2 separate regions of the Homo sapiens genome follow, and region 2 is linked to region 1. Evidence: chromatin contacts called from ENCODE Hi-C data. All regions are on one chromosome and are shown on one strand. Each heading gives the region's core, a stretch centred on a gene start or an enhancer-like site at or near the end of the contact. The rest is flanking DNA. Distances are from core to core; before and after follow the strand shown.

Region 1 (3,477 bases), core at 692-3,191:
AGAGCCTGGCCGGAGCCACAGGGCCGAGGTTGCATCTCTGCTTTCTCTGCTTTCCGATCCAGTTGCTGTTAGAGCAGCGTTGCTTTTTTAGGAATTCATTTTGGGGTCCCTATGACAGATAGGCAAGACTTTCTTTCCACTCACAAGTCACTGTAGTAGGGGGCAGAATCTTTGTTTTGCCAACCTCGGCGGGGGATTTGAGGGTGGAACCCTGGAAAGTGTAGACCTCCACTTCTCATCTGCCTCTCCTTTTATATCTGCTTTTCTGTTTGGGTTTATCAGGAAGAGAAGGGTTCGTGCTGTCCCCACATCAAGGTCAGAATAAGAACTTACGGTATTTGCAGAGGGAGACGGGAGGAAAGAAGAAAATACTGTACTCAAGTGAGAAGTTTCACAGCTTTAGATGTACATTTTTACATTTTACAGGTCGACAGCTCTCTAGCTGGGAAACTTCATGACTTCTTCTCCCATTTATACAAGCAGAATAATTGCACACTCACTTTTGATTACTCTACCCTATAATTATGCATTTTAAAATTGCAACCGGCCTTTAAAAATAAGTCTACCTAAAAAAATCTTTCAGAATACAGCCATTAGCCCTCATTTTACAAGAAGGTGGATTCATTGGATCTGTTGTTTTGTGCTCTGTCGGTTGACTTTTATTTAGCCAGAAACTAATGAGTTGGGTGCCGACGTTTACTTATATCTCCCTCTGACATCCTAACTGTGGGTGAATTTTCTAGCCCAGCACCAGATCCTTAGTGTCTGCAGGGCAAGAATCTGCACATTTTCACCAGCCCCTGTTTCTAGTGACCAACTTCGCAGGCTGTAGGAAAACTCATCCTACCCAGGCACATATAAGCAAAAAAAGTAGTAACACTTTTTAGTTTAGAATCAACACTTCTGATTCGTTAGTTCAAGTTGAAACCATACGTTTCTTATTTTATTTCACTATCTGGCTTTTTTTTCCTCTTGAAAAAGATCGGAGGGTATCAATAGTAAAACTGAAGTAAGAATTGCTAAAAGTAAAGCAAGAATTTTAGGGGGTACTTTTTTCCCTTAGGTGGTAAGAAGGAAGACCTGAAGGAACGAGTCTTTTAAAAGAGAACCTTAAGTTTCTAAGCACAATCTTGCTCTCTTAATATTTGTCTTCTGCCCTGCAGAAAACGGGGCAAAAAGTGTTTAAACAAATGGAGATGGGACCTGTGGGCTGTCCAGGCGTGGCTTAGGACTCGGGAGCTATCAGCTCCCCTCCCGAATCTCTGCTTCTAAGTCTCTTTTGCAGCCCCCCAGTAAAGGCGGGCCCCAGGTGGGAATTTGGCGATCCCGGCGCGTGGGGACGACTGCGCTGGGGCGCGGGGCGCTCCGGGTGCAAAGGCCCAGGCACAGGGCGGCGGGCGCAGGGGCAACGGTCCCAGGGCGAGGGATGCCGCTGTCCCCAGCTCTCCTGAAACCCACTCCCGGGCGAAAACGTGGGCAGAAGGCGGGAAAACGCCGCAGCCGGCGCTCAGAGCAAGCTTCCAGCAGACGCGGGAAGTTGAGGCTCGGCGCCCCCGCCCCCACCCCAGCGCCCAGTCTCCGCTCCCCTTCAGGGCCTCTTCCGGGCTGAGTCCTGGGAGTGGGTTTCCCCGGCCGCAGTGATTTTGCAAGAGTGCGGCCGGCCGGCTGTAAATCAGCCTTTCTCCACTCCCGGGGGGCAGCCCTCCCGAGCCGGGGCGGGGGCGCGGAGGACGCGGGGGCCGGGCCCATGGCCACCCTAGGCCCTCGGCCGCAGCTGGATCGGCCGCCTCCGGCGAGGCGGCGGGGGTTAAACGCCGTGAATCCATCAATCAAGCGCACCGCCGCCCTCGCGAAACCCGGAGCACCGCCCGCGGGGCCTGCTTTGTGTCTCGCCCGCCCGCCTGCCCGGGGCCTGGGAAGCAGGGTCGGGCCGCTCCAGAGTCCGGGGGGCGCGGCGCATTCCCACGAGGGGCCGGGGCGGCCTGAAGGCTGCTCCACCCAGTCCCACCCTGTAACGGGTTCACTGGGGCCTGGAACACAAATCTCCCAGGCTGCTGGTTTCCTTATTTGATCACTCCTTTGCGTCTTCAACAGAATAAGGCCAACTCATCACACTTTCCCGGCCGCCTGGAGCCCCGAACCCTGTCATCCCCCAAAAGCAGCATGACCAGGGTTGGTGAGATTAGCCATAAACAACCAGATGATGTGACTGGGCAAATCACATCATCTCTCTGTGCCTCAGTTTCTCGTCTGTAGAAAGAGGGGGCTGTTTTAGGATCTCCGCATTTTTTTGTACAGCTCTAATGTTCTTTTGTTTTAGGTGGAGAAGCCTGAACCCTTTTTGCCGGACAAATGTCCCCAAGTTCCCTTTTCTTCCACGTTTATTTTCGTACTGCCGGTTCCTTCCCTCCCCACCCGCGAGTCAGCCCCACTGCGTCCCAGAGAGCAGCTCCAGCCCGCAGGGCAGGACACCTGAGCCTCGGAGCTGAGCCCTGGCCGCGTTTGTCTCGGAGAAACCACCAGGGGGCAATAGAGCCCAAGGATAGAGGAGCAAGGCTCCACAAGGCCTTTCCAAAAGTTTGTCCAATTTGGCGTGAATTCCTTTTTCCAGTTTGTGTGATTTGTAAATTGCGCAGAGTGATTTCAAGATCCCCCGTTTGATCATTAGCGCTAAGGTAGATGGATGCAGCCCGGGGTTCATAAAGAATGAGGCACAAAAGCACTAATGAAGAGCAGGCTAGCGCACCCGCAAGACCTAATGGCAGAACAAAATGGGGCGAACGTGAACAAAGCTCACTTGAAGTGCAAAACTTTGGTTCTAAGGCCATGCATACAGTGGGTTCTCAGGCCATGGGGCAAAAGGCATGGAAACAGTGGGCCGCACGCCGGTGTGTCTTTTCCTAAGTTTTGCAAATATCGGGTTCGTTTTGCGATGGTGAAGTGGGAGGTAGCCCGGGAGGTGAGAGAATGCAGAGGAAATCAGTTAAGAGAGATTCTCCTGATAGGAAGAGGAGGTGGCGAAGGTTTAGGTTAGAGAACCCCAGTTCTTCATGCAGCAGCCACCTTCGCCCATCCTGGGAAGTTTCTGTCTGCCTGTAGAGCAGAGCCGCATCCCTGCCGCTGTCTCCGAGGGCAGTGTCGGATGGTTCTTTCATTTGTTTCCTGAGAATGGTTTACAATATAGATTAGCGGGGCCCCAGAGGAAACTGGGGTTTGCTCACTGCAAACAGCCAAAAGATCTTCAAGAGAGAACGTGTTAGGCTGGAATATCATCTTTTCCCACATGTGCAAGACTCTTGGATTGTGTTTGCTTTCAAAATCCATAAATGTTTTTATTAAACTATATCTTTCTTGTGGCCCCTGCGCACACAAAGTACTTGCAGCATATGTAAACGCTTCCATTTTGGTTCTCCTTCAGGAAAATTTTGTAACTCCGCAGTAAATATTTGCTCTGGGGTGAACCTTGGCAAGCGATAA
Region 2 (3,477 bases), core at 638-3,137, 3.1 Mb before region 1:
CCAAGGTCCCTGCTCACCCACGAAGTCACCACTGACTACCCTGCCAACGATCTCATCTTTCTCTAAATTCAGAACTTCCCTCTATCACTTGACTATATTAATTGCTAAATGGGGCAATTACTGTGAAACATAGAATTATTAAAAATCATTTGTCACCCTGTGTGGTGTGGCTCATACCTGTAATCCTAGCACTTTGGGAGGCCAAGGTGGGAGGATCGCTTGAGACCAGGAGTTCGATGCCAGCCTGGCAACATGGCAAAACTCCCCCTTTATAAAAAATACAAAAATTAGCTGGTCATTGTGACAAGGGCCTGTTAGTCCCAGCTATTAGGGAAGCTGAGGTGGGCAGATCACTTGAGCCCTGGAGGTCATGGCTGCATTGAACGGAGATTATGCCACTGCACTCCAGCCTGGGCAACAGAGTGAGATCCCACCTCAAAAAAAATAATTTTTGTTTTTGTGGTGTTCTCTATTACTGCCTTATATTATTATCTAACCTTTCAATGCATTCATTGCCCTTCCCACTAGATTGTCATTGTCTTCAGGTGAGGATCTGTATCTTTCCTTTAATTTTCCACATTGTTGCAGAGTACGTCCTCAAAACTTACGTTTTCTCAACACCTTGGATAGGGGAAGGGCCCTTATTTTTTAGCAAGATGGTTTATATAAAGAAACAATAATTAATAATTAACAACTCCTCCTTGTGTATTCTCATTCTCAGCAGGGGCTGATCCCAAAGGAGCCGTTGATTAAATGCTCCATTCCCTAGAGATAATAAATAATAATGCTTCCCCAACTGAGCCAGGCCTGAACATTTTTGGGCCTAAAGACTTTGAAGATCACTGCAAGTCCAGGCGTAAAGCAGGAGGGCCCTGCAAGGAACGTTTACCTTAGGATCTGTGAAGGTTATTATGTATGTGCACACGAGCAGAGCCTACCCCAGGGGCTCTATTACTGTAGGAGAGTTAATGCGACTGAATCACCAAAATGTGGCAGAGACACTTTCATGTTGGCAGAACCAGTTCTGTGATTTCTTCATGTTCTAGCCCACAGCAGGATGGAGTAAATACTCCCTTCAGACACCTAAAAGGGGGTGGTGCCTCTCCTCAGCTACTAGTCCAACGACGTCAAAACCCAAGCAGCAACTGTCAGACTGGGTTCACCTACCCCCTTCTGATGGCCTTCTGCAGGCAACCTTGTGCTCCCCCAAACTTCCTGTAGAATGCTGGCGGACTCCGTGCTGCCCAAACTTCCCGCAGGGTGGCACCTGGAAGAGCAAGTGACTTAACAACGAGGAAGGCCAGGCGCGCTCCCACTGCTCAGAAGCGGCTGGTGTACTCGTCTAAAATAAAAAGGTCTCTGTCTGCAAATCCCGTTTGCTAGCCCGGTAATCCTCCCCCGCCCCCGGCCTAGCGTGTCCGGCCCGTACAGCTGTTTTTAATCCCTACTTTTCTCACTTGGCATCCCGGGCCCGGGCTGACCAGACGCGGAGCCACTTAGTGTTTCCTCCTCCCCCTGCCGGGGTCTGTCCTCCCTCTGCCGTCTCCTCTTTCTCCGCCTGCGTCCCCGCGGGCAGAGTGTGGGAAGAACGAATTTCCGCCCCGTTTGCTCTCCGCTCGCAGACTTGGGTCCCTTCCGGACGCAGCCCGCGTGCTCCCCGAGCTATTGCACTGGAGCCGCCCTCCCCGTCCGGGACCGCGAGCGAGAAGGTGCCGTCTGCGGGGGCCGAGCAGCCGGGGCTCTGCTGCCAAGCCGCGCCCCGCGAAGCTCTTGGAACGGCTCCCGCCTGCAGCTGGGGAATCCACTCGGCTGGGAGAATCCGCGCCAGGGAATCCAGCTCTCCGGACTCAGCTGCAAACAAAAAGCGCCGGGTCTTGCTCCCTCCTCCCGCCCGCCGACGCGCACCCGGAGAAACAGTTTTATACAGAAATGCAACAAGTAGTACCCGGGGTCTGCAGAGCGCCCCGCGCCGCCTGACTTGGCCGGGCGAAGCCCGCCTGCAGAGACCCGGGCCGGCCTCCGGACAAAGGACGGAGGAGGGGCTGGACGGCGCTGCGAAGTCCGAAAGAGGCCATTTAGCGACTCTGGCCAGGCTAAGGGGAATGCAGAGGAGACACAGAGCCGGCGGGCCAAGAGGACGATCCGGCCGCTGCACGCAGGGCGGGAGGCGATGGAGGCTGCCCGCGCCTTGCGCCTCCTGCTCGTGGTGTGCGGCTGCCTCGCGCTCCCGCCGCTGGCCGAGCCCGTGTGCCCGGAGCGCTGCGACTGCCAGCATCCCCAGCATCTCCTGTGCACCAACAGGGGGCTCCGCGTAGTGCCCAAGACCAGCTCGCTGCCGAGCCCCCACGACGTGCTCACCTACAGCCTCGGCGGCAACTTCATAACCAACATCACGGCCTTCGACTTCCACCGTCTGGGGCAGCTCAGACGGCTGGACCTGCAGTACAACCAGATCCGCTCTCTGCACCCCAAGACCTTCGAGAAGCTCTCGCGGCTGGAAGAGCTGTACCTGGGGAACAACCTCTTGCAGGCGCTCGCCCCGGGCACGCTGGCCCCGCTGCGCAAGCTGCGCATCCTCTACGCCAACGGGAACGAGATCAGCCGCCTAAGCCGCGGCTCCTTCGAGGGCCTGGAGAGTCTAGTCAAGCTGCGGCTGGACGGGAACGCCCTGGGGGCGCTGCCGGACGCGGTCTTCGCTCCCTTGGGCAACCTGCTCTACCTACATCTGGAGTCCAACCGGATCCGCTTTCTGGGCAAGAACGCCTTCGCCCAGCTAGGCAAGCTGCGCTTCCTCAACCTCTCTGCCAACGAGCTACAGCCCTCCCTGCGCCACGCGGCCACCTTCGCACCGCTGCGCTCCCTCTCCTCCCTCATCCTCTCGGCCAACAACCTGCAGCACCTCGGGCCGCGCATCTTCCAGCACCTGCCACGTCTCGGCCTGCTCTCGCTCAGGGGCAACCAGCTCACGCACCTCGCGCCTGAGGCCTTTTGGGGCTTGGAGGCCCTGCGCGAGCTGCGCCTGGAGGGTAATCGGCTGAGCCAGCTGCCAACTGCGCTGCTGGAGCCTCTGCACAGCCTGGAGGCGCTGGACCTGAGCGGCAATGAGCTGTCCGCCCTGCACCCGGCCACCTTCGGCCACCTGGGCCGGCTGCGCGAGCTCAGCCTGCGCAACAACGCGCTCAGCGCCCTATCCGGGGACATCTTCGCCGCCAGCCCAGCCCTTTATCGGCTGGATCTAGACGGCAACGGCTGGACCTGCGACTGCCGGCTGCGAGGCCTGAAGCGCTGGATGGGCGACTGGCACTCGCAGGGCCGGCTCCTCACTGTCTTCGTGCAGTGTCGCCACCCCCCGGCCCTGCGAGGCAAATACCTGGATTACCTGGATGACCAGCAGCTGCAAAATGGATCCTGCGCGGATCCCTCGCCCTCAGCTTCCCTGACCGCTGACCGCAGGCGGCAGCCCCTACCCACGGCCGC

What was found. Hi-C counts contacts between places; a loop is a spot of excess contacts on that map. Pooled maps may share reads with other maps.
Region 2: a loop to region 1 is called in a map of B cell, with 10 times the contacts of the local background. The contact joins the promoter of TRIL here to the enhancer-like site in region 1. A Hi-C loop is called at or near these places in 1 of 168 maps with a recorded cell type or tissue (B cell), 1 of 37 single-sample maps with no recorded cell type and 5 of 50 pooled maps.

The regions. Positions count from the first base shown.
Region 1 is chr7:25,850,840-25,854,316 of GRCh38, reverse strand. No RefSeq gene overlaps it. Among named protein-coding and RNA genes, the nearest start is that of LINC03007, 62 kb to the right of the region's middle. RefSeq lists a silencer at 2,469-2,518. Within about 2 kb of position 1,941, at least 14 of the 41 ENCODE cell types and tissues checked have a DNase peak (open chromatin) inside an H3K27ac peak, as active enhancers do.
Region 2 is chr7:28,956,740-28,960,216 of GRCh38, reverse strand. It overlaps TRIL (TLR4 interactor with leucine rich repeats), which reads left to right and starts at 1,887. Exons shown (of 1, transcript NM_014817.4): 1 at 1,887-3,477. The coding sequence starts at 2,171.